Linked DNA regions of Homo sapiens: region 1 is linked to region 2. Evidence: chromatin contacts called from ENCODE Hi-C or POLR2A ChIA-PET data. All regions are on one chromosome and are shown on one strand. The core of a region is the stretch at or near the end of the contact, and the rest is flanking DNA. Distances in the headings are between cores, read along the strand shown.

Region 1 (6,783 bases), core at 3,299-5,798, 35 kb after region 2:
ATCAGTTATTTAAGAATTTGGATCATGCAAGTAAATTTATGAGTTAGTAATTTCCACTAATAAGTAAATTTGCAATATGTGAATTTGCAAAGGACTTCTCACAGTTATTGTTATAGGTTTATATATGGCATTAGTTGAAAAAGTTATTCACATTATAGTTTATTTATGTATAATACGACTTGGCTTTAGTATACTGTTCATTCTCATCAAGTCCTGAACTTGTATGCATACTTTTAAATGTTTTCTACCTACCTGTTTACAATGTATGTAAATGTTTACAATGCACTTAAATAAACCATAGTGATTATGGTGGAAATCAATTATTTGTCAGTGCTGATGGGAAACAGGAAATTTAAGAATGACAGGGACAAATCCTTGAATGAAATTTTTTTTTTTAGTGTAATAAATGCCCCAATAAGTAGACTGCAATTTTTAAACACCAGCAACTCTTAATAAGCACACTTAGGTCTCATGCTGCTAATTTATGGGTCTTAAGTTACAAATTAAGAGCTGTAATAACTAGAAGCAGTTTAGGTCTTAAGGGTGGAGGTGGTAGGAAGAAGGCAGGGAGCTCAATGCCTCTCTAGCTTTGAATTTGAAAACTATTTCATGCTTTACTCTGTCTTCGTCAGCCTGAGAAAAAATAGCTGAGTGTTGGGCAGGTCTTGGAAGCCTGAGGTTTTACGAGGGATGGCATCTTGGAGGATCTCTAGAAGCAGAGCTGAGACAGACATTCTTGGGCAAGGGGTCTGTGGATGAAATGCTCCAGAAGAAGGGGAATGAGAGGACAGGGCAGGGGAAAGAGTTCAGCAAGTACTGCAGTGGTGGAGCCCTGGAGCTCCAACTGTACCACACATTGGTCCCCGTGGAGGCAAGGAGACCCCCTGGAGGCCCAGGGCAACACTCCAGAGCAAAGGGCAGCTGAGGTGTTTTGCACTAGCTGGTAAAAGGGCATCTAATCCACCACAGCAGCAACTCCTGTGAGTGGTGTCTGTTTTTGATCATTGCCACCACCTCTTTCACAGTGATCCTAAGGTAGAGGAGACGCCATGTTTGTCATAAGGTGAGATGGTGGGATGACAAGGCGGGGACGAGGACAACAAAAAGAGGAGATGATTATGAGTTGTAAAGCCTGCATTTAAATGGGAGAGTGACAAAACGTGGGTGTGAATGAACTATTTACATGAAGAAGGGGAAGCAGAAGAGAAGATGTGATACAGAAGCAACTTATTGCTGCATTTAAAGACAGTAGCAGGCAGCGAGTTTGGGCAGGCATAAGCCAGGCGGAGAGGCTTGATGAGCCCTGCTGGTTGATCACCAGAGCTTCATTTCTACCTCCACAAACAACAGCTGAATAAGGTTGCTCATTCACACGCACCTGCCCACGAAGCCCTGCTATCTGCACTTTCAGAGCACAGTCGTCTCTTAGCCTTAATGAAGCTTTAAAATGACTTCCCCATCTACTACTTTCTGCAAAAAGTGAAAAAGGCACATGAAAAGGATTTAGGCTTGGTAATATATAATGCTTTTCTACTTTTTCTAATCTGTTTAAAGGATTAGTAAGAAAAGTAAATCTCCTCAGGCATAAATGCTTAAATTCTTTAGGATTCTTTGATGCACTTTTTAATTAACTAGGAAATTCAGTTGCAGCATGTGTGTGTGTGTGTGTGTATGTGTGTAGTTATTGCACAGTTGAAGTTGCAGAAATAAGAAATTATATAGTATTTTACCTGTAACATATGAAACCCAGAATAAAAGCAATATTCCCAAAGGAAACCCAGCTTGCTTCATTGAATAAGGCAATCCTGAAAAAACATAAAATGCCCCACCCTTCACATTAACAAGAAAGCTAGAAACACAGAAATTCCCCCCTTCAATTTCTGCATATAATAGGTAAAGTCAATTTATATACTTATATGACGTATTTGTAAGTTGCACATAGGACAGAATTAATATTAAATGTTAGGTATTAATACTTATTTCAGAATAAAATGTTATTAGCTTAGGGACAAGTTAAGAGAGCAAGTTTCTGAGGTGACGGAATAAGAATTAGAAAGCAGCAAATGAAAAACAAATGCCAGTTCACACAAATAACGTTTACTTCAGGGTAAGAGTGACATAGCCCTGCAATATGTGGAAAGTCATTACCTCAAATCCTTCCTTACCTGCTAGCCAAGAAAGCAGAGAGGATAATAAGGAGCACAGAAGGGTTATGGAATATTAAGAAAGACAGACTCTGGAGTCAAAATGGGGCTACTATGTAGGAAAAAAATGAGAGAAAAATGAGAAGGCGAAAGTATTTTTTATAATGCTCAAAGGGGTACATAAATTATTTCTTATAATTTTGGGGGAAATTGACAACTTTAGATTATGGACAATAAAATATTTAAAACAAACACAGTTAACGTATTTCCAGTCAAAATTTTTATTCTCTGAAAAGTTTTCCCTTAAAGAAAAGAAAACAAGCTGCTGAGCAGTGGTACTGTTTAGCATTGCTGACACGGCTTAACTTAACACGTTCACATCAGGAATTAGCTCTAGAATTCTTCTAAGTACAGCTGCTCATACCTTCATGGTACATGGAGGTAGAATTGTAAACAAGTCTTTGTCCCTGTTTCCTTCTACTTTACCTCAGGTAACTCCATTTTATGTATCATTTGGAGAAAAAAAAAAGACTATCCATAGAAAAATGTAAAATCAAGAACCATATTAACTTGTGAAAAGTAAGAAAAGTAATTCAAGAGTAAGAAAAGTAACTCAATCCAGATAAATGTTTAATTTTCAGAAGGTGATGACAGAAACAAAAATGTTGCAACTTTATAAAACATTGTATTCTCAAAAAGTATTGCATTTTGCAGGATTTTGTTTTCTTCTTGTCTTTTCTGAGATAGAGTGTTTTCAGATACCAAAAAGAATAATAACCACTGAAAATATAGCTGCTTTTATTACTATAATGCAATGCACTTTTAACTTTTTTCAGTAAATTTCCCTTGCTTCTAATACAATGGAAAAATCTGAGCTATTTATTTATTTTAATTCTGATTGTATGGCTCCTTTATTAGGAAAATAATACGCATTTTCAATGAACAAATTTGCATTGTTGACTAAATAATATTTAAAATTAATATATTGTAATAATTTTGTACTTTAAAATTTAACACTGTATAGATAGGTAAAGAATGTATGAATTTAATTTTTCATAAGATTGGTATGTTTTCATATTAAACTTTTCACCTCCAACATTTACAAATATCTGGAAGTTTTATACTTCTAGAAAGTTAAAGAAAGATGATTCAAATAATGATGGACCCTTCAGTAAGTGGAAAAAGTACATTCGGTAACACTAGCAATCAACCACGCAGCCTACAGAAAAATGATTCACCACCACCCATATGCAGTTTCACCTTAATCTACCACATGTGGAAGATGCTCTCAACTGTGGAAACAGTGTGAATTACAGCCCCATCTTCAGCATAAAAGACATGCATACATACTGTTACACTAGAAAAAAAGGAAGCCTTTTATGGAAGAAAATTACCAATTTTCTTATTTAAGTCTTTTTTTCTTTAAAAATAATTAATGAACACTAGCAGCGTAGCGAGTCTTAAATTTTGCCCTTTCACTTAAAATTTAAACCAAAGCAAATACACTTACCTATTATACCAGATCCTATAATCGAGTTGACAACATTAAAAAGAGCAGCAGACTGACAGGTTTTCTCTTTATACTCATGTTCAGAAACAAGGGTTTCTCTGTCATCTAAATCTCTCTAATAGATAAAATAGCAATTATAAGCAAATACTAGTTCAGAAAATTAGAAAAGTAACAAATATGTAATGCAGGATACTAACACGATTTTCTAGTAATAATAAGTAATGTCACTAATGAAAATAAAATAAATGCCGGGATAACAGTAATAAAGAATAACAATAACAGCTAGTAATTCAACAGAGCTTGGTAAGCAAACTCCATCCTAAAATTTCCAGATTACAGCTGCCCCAGCTGCTAAGTACAGGATCTGTTAGGAATTCAGTGATGTGATTTTGTGAAATTAAAGTGCCTGCTAAGAAAAAAAAAAAAAAAAGTCAGATTAAGGCAAAACTTTTTGTCCCAGAGAACTTTTCGCGGTGCTAAACCAAGAGCCCAGGTGAAGGTAGGTGACCTGACCTGTTGCAAGGTGAATGAAATTTCCGGACAACTGGCTTCAGAACCTGCCTAGTCGCTAGTTTTACCTGCGGCGGGATGACAGGCTCCTGCCTCTGGTAGCCCATGGCTGAGCGGTGGTCCTCAGCAGGTGGAAGATGCTGGGGCTGGGTACGGATTCGCACCCGGCCAGCCTCCTCCGCCACCTCGCACACAGCCGAGGTCCGCGTGTAGCCGCAGAGCTGCAGGGAGCCAGTTCCACGGGCGCCCCCTGCTCCCTCGGCAGGCCGCGAGGGCTGCAGCCCCAAGATCTCTAGGCTGTGGCAGCCTGGGGCGCTTTTCCACCGGAGTTCGCCCAGACAAATGTATTTTTCCTCCGGAGACGGAGATGCTGCAGGATGTTTCTGATCCGGGCAGCCCTGTCTCCCCGCCTCCCCCCTTCACACCCCCGCCTCCCTGAGAGAACAGGGAGAGCTACTCTTCCCTGGAGCTGCAGAGGACAACTTGTTCCACCCACGCTGCCCTGCCCCGATCTCACAGAGTTATGACCGCCTCGTTGCAGTCCGTTCCTAAGTTAGCTTCTCCTTTGCTGGGGTCTGAAGCCCAGGTAAGAACGCAGAAGCACCCTTGGGCCCATGGGCCATCTTCCCTATTAGCACCTCCTCCTCGCTACCCCTCTTCAATGGCAGAGACGACGAGTGAAAATTTGGGACTTTTATTGTAAATGGAAATGGAAAGACTCATAAGAAAATGAATAGCAAAACAAAAAACTTTCCTAGGGTTTTAGCAAACTTGACTACTGAGCATGCTTTGGTCAAACGCTTCCTGGTAACTTTTAGAAAAAGGAGCGATAGAGAAAATGAAGGTGGATTGTTACTGCATTCAGGTAATGAACCTTGAAAAGGGAAAGAGGAGTACAAGGGTTTGGGAAAGGGGTGGCACCTACAGTGCCTGAGCTAGAAAGAATCTTCAATGACCACCTATTCAGTCCTCTTACATTACAGATGAAGCAACAAGCCCAGAGAGTATTCAATATCAGAGACAGAATGCATGAGACAACAGTTTCAGGGGCAATAAGAGCGGTGATATGCCATCATACTTAACAAATTCTGCCTTCCCTTGATATCCATAGGGGATTGGTTCTGGAACCCCTGCAGATACTGAAATCCAGGAATGCTCAGGTCCTTGATAGTAAACAGCATGGTATTTACATGTAACCTAGGCACATCCTCCAGCATACTTTAAATCATCTCTAGATTATTTATAATACCTAATACAATGTAAATGCTATTTACTTGTTGTTATACTGTATTGTTTAGGAAATAAGAAAAAAGTCCATATGTGTTCAGTATAGACACATCCATCCTAGCCCTAACTACATTTTTGATCTGGGATTGGTTTAATGCATGGATGCAGAAGTGGGGATATAGAGGCCAACTGTACCTAATTAAAGAGGTTCTGTTTCATACATGTTTACTTATAATTAAGAAAAAAAATTAAAAACCGTGGGAAAACAAAAGACTTATAAACTTTATATACACTCTGCCATCAAATGTTAACATGCTGTCATATTTTCTTCAAATTGTAAAAGTAAACACAATGTCACAATAGGAACCCCCTTGACCTTCTCCATTCCTTTCCCCAGGCCTTCAGCCCTGGAGTCATCGGTTCATCAAGTTAGTGTTATCTTTGCTATTCATACTTTGTATTTTAATCCGTTCATTTATAGCCATAAACAATATATAACATTGGCTTTTGTATTTTCAACATTTACAAAGATGGTGCCATATTGTACATGTTATTTTTCCACTGGCATTTTTGTTTTCAGCATGTATGATGTAGATATATGCAGATTTTTTTTTCATTTTATCTAACAGTTAAGTCAGCCTTCCCCTACTGAAAGATATTAAGGTTGTTTCTCGTTTTACACTCTTCCAGAGCATAAAAGTGACAATTTCTCTAGATGTAGAAGTGTTAGGTAGTAGGTCATGCACACTTTCAACTTCATTATCATTATTATTATTATTGAGATGGAGTTTCGCTTTTGTTGCCCAGGCTGGAGTGCAATGGTGTGACCTGGGCTTACTGTAACTTCTGCCTCCTGGGTTCAAATGATTCTCTTGCCTCAGCCTCAGGAGTAGCTGGGAATACAGGTGCCTGCCACCACGCCCGGCTAAGTTTTTGTATTTTTAGTAGAGATGGGGTTTCACCATGTTGGCCAGGCTGGTCTTGAACTCCTGACCTCAGGTGATCCACCCTCCTCGGCCTCCCAAAGTGCTGGGATTACAGGTGTGAGCCACTGTGCCTGGCCTTCATTAAATATTTTTGAATTGCTTTGCAAATTGATAACATGAATTTCACTTCTACCAACAGAGGTGAAATTCTTGTTTTTCTACATTGTCTGTAACACCAGGACTTACTTAATCTATTTTTTAAGTTTAATTGTTCTGCTGGATTTTTAAGTGGTGTATAATTATTGTATAGATTTGTATTTTATCCTAATTTACATTGAGGTGGAAGATCTTTTATATAGTAATTAAATATTTCCATTGTTCTGTTTGTGAATTTCATTTTTTTTTGCTCTTTTGATTTTGGTTGTGAATTTTTTCTATTGATTTGTAAGCATAATTTATATATTTG
Region 2 (6,253 bases), core at 3,741-6,240:
CATAATAAAGGGTTTGAAGAAGTCCATAACACTTGCTAGCCTTCCAAGTTAAGAAACAAGATGACTGTAATGAGTTTCTGCATGAGAAATAGATTTCTCCAAATTGAAGCAAATTTTAGTGATGAGTGAGAAAAGTTTGAGCCTAATTTTATATTGGCACAAACTAGATCATATGCTGCTAATAGGAAGTCTAAAACTTAGGACATCTGCTATCCAGACATAAATATGAAACACAGCACTTTTTCATGGAACAGAGAACTCCACATTGAGAAAGGGCCTTTGAAACCAAATACTCACCAAAAGACATAACCCCGACCGCTTGAATGGCATTGGGCTTTGCAAATACCCAAGCGTCTTCTGTTTTTGGTCTAGAAGAAAAATCAGTTAACTTGATAAATTGTTAAATAAATACAAGCATCAGTATATCAGATAACAAGAAATGGTATCACAAATATAAACTGAGTGTCTTTAAGCCAGAAATTAATAAGGGGCTCCCATTAATCTTGTGTAATCATGAATAAATTTCCCAGGAGCATGAGTGTTATCTCTTAACCCCAGTCCTCTAAAATGTATGTCAAATACTTGGACAAATTCTATTTTTACATATGTAAAATATCCAGACTATGTAATTTTGTGAATTTGTTTATTTGCTCATCAATTTAACAGACAGCATTGATTATGCACCTACCAGTTCAGCTACCTTTTGAGGGAGATACAAAAATTAACAATGCCCAGTTACTGCTGTTCATTCCGCTCTTATTTTTTTCAGGCTTAACCTACCCAAGAAAAATTTAGTCAGCACTAAAATTTATTGAGAGAGGTAAACATGAACTAATACTAATTGAGGATGTACTATCTTCTAGAAACTCTACTGTGTTATCTCATTTAATTTTCAAAATAACACTTAAGTATTATTATCACCATTTAACACATGAAGAAAATCAAGCTCTGGATGGTGATATAACTTGCCAAGCTTCCACAAATAATTAGTGAAGAAGTTGAGATTTATCTTCCTGGTTTATTCACTCCCATGTTTTTTCCAGGCAGAACCATCTGACAGTGGCCTCAAATTCCCAACTGTAGATGTATTTCTCAAGGGAATTTTGGAAATATATGCACTTTAAACAGCTTGAAACAGGCTACATCCTAGTGGAATTAAAATATTTGATATTGGCAGTGATAGGTCTACCTGGCTAACACATCATGAATAATGATGAACAGCAGAGGCTCTAAGGTCAGTTAGCTTAAATTGTTCTTCTGGCCTCCTTCCACTTATTAGCTGTGTGATTTTAGGCAAGTTACAGGACCTCTCTGTGCTTCAATTTCAACATTTATAAACTGGGGATAATTGTAGTATCTAACTCATTAAGTGACTGTGTAGATTAAATGAGATAAAATATGTAAAACTTCTGGAAGAGAGTTTATCACATAGCACATGTTCAATAAACAGTTATTAGTATTAATGTTATTATCCAGCATTATTAATAAAGGCAGCAAAAAGTCTAAAAGTATGGCCAACTTCCCTGGGAAGGGAAGGCTTGAGTAAGACTCAAAACAATGCATGAAGAATGGAACAGGGATATTCCTAGGAAGCATGAAAAGGCGCTGGGTATTTTCAATAAAAAACAGAAATTCTAAAGATGAAGACCCATCTATTTCATAAGTTTGTTTATTCATCCTCTATGTAAAGAAGGTACATACAAAAAAATCTTGTTTGTTGTCCACACTTTGTGGGATTTATGCATTATATCATCCTTTTTCCCATATATGAAACGAGCAGTTACAGACACAAAGAAACTTCACAGAAAGGCAGGCCTGCAAGAGAGGCCACAGATTGTTATAAGACTTGCTCCAATTCCCAGTTTTGGGAGTGGGAACTACTGCCACCTGCTGCCTCCACTACTCTAAAAGCAGTCGACATTAAAAGCAGCATACCTGTTAAATTCCAATGTTAATGTGGAAAAAATACATATTTTGTACATGATCCTTAGAAAATGATTTCAGTCAGGCAGCACTAACAGTTGTAGAAACTTGAGGATTCTCTAACTTTGCAATATGCTTTAAATGGTATGCTTTCCCTCTTATGGTTTTTGCACTTGGAAAATATTCACCCTTACTCCCCAACCCTAGTACAGATTGTGGTGGTGTCCTACTTTTTAAATCTTATATTAGTAATAAAATGTAGAAGTTTCATTTTCATTTTTTCTCTTCCATTTAAATTTTTTCCCTGGGTCCATATGGTTCCTTGGGTATATTCCCGGAGTGTGAAACAATACCTAGAGATAATTTTGGATTTTCTCTGTTCATCATAATGATGATGATTTTATAAGATGGAAAGTGCCAAAAAAGATGTTACAGATAGGAAAATGCATATGTCTAAATCTAGGGAAAGAGAAGGAAACAGATATTGAATATGGCTTTCCAATCATTTATAAAATAGCCTAGGATTGAGTTCCAGATACAATCAGTTGTACAGGAAAAAAAAAAAAGAGAGAGAAGAAAGTTCTCGGGTATATTTTATGAGATTGCTGAAACTTTGATACTCAACCTGGATGGAAACATAAAGTTATAGACCTTTTGACTTTAAACTGTAAATGCTGAAATATGAAATCAAATGCCATCAAGCAATTTATAAGATAAGGAATTATGACTACGAATATTTTTTCAATAAATGCAAGGGGAGTTTAATAACAAAATATTAATATAATCAATATTTATTAATAGCTGTTATATTAATAGATATTGGTGTAATTTACCACATTAACAGATTAATGAAGGAAAGAAGCTTATGACCATTTCAAAATATATAGAAAAGCATACAACTCAGTATTTATTTTGAAAAACATGGTGAGCAAACTAATAATAAAATAGAACTTCCTTTACTGGATAAGGAATGTCCACCAAATCCTATAGCAAATGGCATATTTAAAAGTGAAAAGTTAGAAATACTCTACTTAAGGGATGAAACCAGATAGGATGTTCAATATCACTGCATCCTGAATATATTATTGATATTCCTAGCTGATTCAATAAAATAAGTGATGTGTAATCATTGAAAAGATTGTGTAAATTATTTGTACACAACATAATTACACATATGGAAAATTTATGCATATGGAAAATAAGAGTATTCAGCAAGGTTACTGGATACAAGTTCAATACACAGAAAACATCAAGTGGGCTGATGTACACAAACAATGACCAATTAAAATGTTTTTTTAAGTGGCAGTGACAACAAAAACACTAAATACTTTAAAAGATGTGCATGATTTTAACGTCATGTTAAACTTTTATTGAAAGACACAAATAAATGGAGAAATATACCATATCCATACACACAAATGGGAAGACTCAATATCATATAAACATCAATTTACCCCAAATTAATTTTTAAATTCAAATAATAAAATACAGAAAAAAAGAAATCAAAGAATAAAATACAATATTGAGGCTGGGCATGATGGTTCACGCCTGAAATCCCTGCACTTTGGGAGGCCGAGGCAGAAGGATTGCTTTGAGTTCAAGACTGGCCTGGGCAACACAGGGAGATCCAGGCTCTACAAAAAATAAAAACATTAGCCAGGCATGATGGTGTGTGCCTATACACCCAACTACTCGAGAAGCTGTGATGGGAGAATCACTTGAGCTTGGAAGGTTGAGGCTGCAGTGAGCCATGATCACCCCATTGCACTCTAGCTTGGTCAATAGAGTACGACCCTGCCTCAAAATGAATAAAATAAAATAAATAAAATATTGAAGGAGGAAAAGAAATTTAAAACTCAAAAAAACCCCATAATATTAAAGTTATAATAAAGATAAACAATAAAATCAATGGAAGGTAAATATAAAACATCCATATGATAAAATTATTTATATACACATTTAAAAATACAAAGGTAAGCTAAAAGCTGGAAGATGACATTGGTCATGCATACACAGTTGTCCCTTGGTATGTGGGAGGGATTGGTTCCAGGACCCTCCATTGGATATCAAAAGCCATGGATGCTCAAGTCCCTGATATAAAATGGTTTAATACTTGCATATAACTTAAGCACATACTTTTATATAATTTAAATTATCTCTAGATTGCTTACAATATCTAATACAATGTAAATTCTATATAAATAGTAGTCATACTGTATTTTAAAATTTGTATCATTATTGTCATATTGTTATTTTTAATTTTTTTCCAATATTTCTGTCCACAGTTGGTTGTGTCTGCACATGCAGAAGCTGTGAATACAGAGGGCCATGATCAAGAAATAGTATACAGTATATACACAGTACTCCCCCCTTATCTATAGGGTGTATGTTCCAAGATATAACCTTGCAAGGTATTCTATTTACAGCCTAGTGTACGCCCCCTGCCCAAATGAAATAACTTCCATAGACCAGGCGTGGTGCTCACGTCCGTAATCCCAGCACTTTGAGAGACTGAGGGAGGTGGGTCACAAGGTCAGGAGTTCGAGATCAGCCTGACCAACATGGTGAAACCCCGTCTGTACTAAAAATACAAAAATTAGCCGGGTGTGGTGGCGTGGGCCTGTAATCCCAGCTACTCAAGAGACTGAGGCAGGAGAATCACTTGAACCTGGGGGGTGGAGGTTGCAGTGAGCAGAGATTGTGCCCCACTGCACTCCACTCCAGCCTGGGTGACAGAGCAAGACTCCGTTAAAAAAAAAAAAAAAAAGAAAGGAAGGAAGAAAGAAATAACTTTCCTAAGGCAGAAAATATATTTTAAATAAAATGTTTGAATTTTAACTTAAACCCCCATGCAAATTAATAATCAAAAGTTAAACTTGGACACCCAATTAAACATGTGTAGATGGGCCACATAAGTTTATCTTTTCTTTTTTCTAAGACCCCACTAAAATGCTACTAAAGAAATTTAAAAGAGGAATAAATTCATGAGGGAGAGGATAGTGGGAGAAGAGATATCCGAGGAGAAGACACTCTATGAAAACGAAACTGGATACTTCTGTGATGACTATTGAGAGTAGAAGATGTTGCAACCATGTAGAGGGAGCTCATGATGAGAAAGAGGTGATTCACTTTACAAAACCCCTGTGTGTGCAGGACTCAGAGATACCAGAAAGCTACCGAGAATGCTCCAACAAAAGGAGAAAGGAAAGAAAACGGAAGATCTGGGATCATGGATAGAGGGTATACAACACAAAAAGGAGGTAAAAGGAAGTCCTAGGATGATCATGGGGGAGCAAAGTGAGAAAGCAATCTGTCTAGAATGGAGGGCAGAGCTGAAGGCTCTGGGATGGATGTGTTCAGGAAAAATAATAAAATTATAGATTATATGTTTGAGCATCTGGAAAAGAAGTAACAAAAATGATCAAATTCAAAAGCTAAACTGGACATCCAGATAAACACAAAACTGAAATCAAGTGGTAATTGTAGAGAAAAAAAAAAGGAAAAGTGTACAAGAAGAGAAACATAAACTTAATTTTAAAAGTTGTGGTATTCTCCATGTATTTAAGAAGAGGAAAGATAGCTTGAGAGAGCTAAATCTTCATCTACTGTAAGAGAAGATAACAGTGAGACACCAAAAAAGGCACTTAGACTCATATTACTTAGAAATAGAGATGTGAATGCCAAGAGATAAGGCTTAAAGGGTTGAAATAAAAAAGGTTTTGGTAGGAGGCTACTCTATTTCATTAAAAGCCATTTGTAATCTTTGATTTCATAAAATCAAGTTAATAAATTTTATTTTATTTTACTTTATTTTATTTGTGAGACAGGGTCTCACTGTAACCCCAGGCAGTGGTGTGATCATAGCTCACTGCAGCCTCAAACTCCTGGCCTCAAGAGGTCCTCCAGCCTCTGCCTCCCAAGTAAGCTGGACTATAGGTACATGCCACCACACTTGGCTATATTTTTAATTTTTTTTTTTTTTGTAGAGGTGGGGGTCTTGCTATGTTGTCTAGGCTGGTCTTGAACCACTGGTCTAAGGGATCCTCCTGCTTTGGCCTCCCACAGTGCTGAGATTACAAGTGTGATCCACCTCACCTGGCCTGTGAATGTATTCTTTTGAGAAAAATAAACACGTTGAATAAATGCACATAAAAGTAACATTGAAAAGAAGCAGTATTCCTTACAATACCTTAGGAAGCTTTAAAAAGATCTAGGCAAATAATGGTTACTGTAAAATTTAGATCATTTTAACAGCAATGATTCGTGTTTCAAAATATTTTAGTACTACCAAAAATAGGGACTGGCTTATAGCAGTTTGTAGCCTTAGAAC

Evidence for each region. Hi-C counts contacts between places; a loop is a spot of excess contacts on that map. ChIA-PET counts read pairs that join two places held with the same protein, here RNA polymerase II (POLR2A). Pooled maps may share reads with other maps.
Region 1: POLR2A ChIA-PET joins it to region 2 with 15 read pairs in BJ. The contact joins the promoter of SLC38A11 here to the enhancer-like site in region 2. A Hi-C loop is called at or near these places in 2 of 168 maps with a recorded cell type or tissue (Calu3 and IMR-90) and 1 of 50 pooled maps. POLR2A ChIA-PET finds 5 or more read pairs at or near these places in 2 of 52 experiments (BJ and OCI-LY7).

The regions. Positions count from the first base shown.
Region 1 is chr2:164,950,977-164,957,759 of GRCh38, forward strand. It overlaps SLC38A11 (solute carrier family 38 member 11), which reads right to left and starts at 4,549. Exons shown (of 12, transcript NM_001351537.2): 1 at 4,233-4,549; 2 at 3,655-3,769; 3 at 1,731-1,805. The coding sequence starts at 4,271.
Region 2 is chr2:164,915,606-164,921,858 of GRCh38, forward strand. It overlaps SLC38A11 (solute carrier family 38 member 11), which reads right to left. Exons shown (of 12, transcript NM_001351537.2): 8 at 298-368. Among named protein-coding and RNA genes, the nearest start is that of SLC38A11, 37 kb to the right of the region's middle. Within about 2 kb of position 4,991, at least 2 of the 41 ENCODE cell types and tissues checked have a DNase peak (open chromatin) inside an H3K27ac peak, as active enhancers do.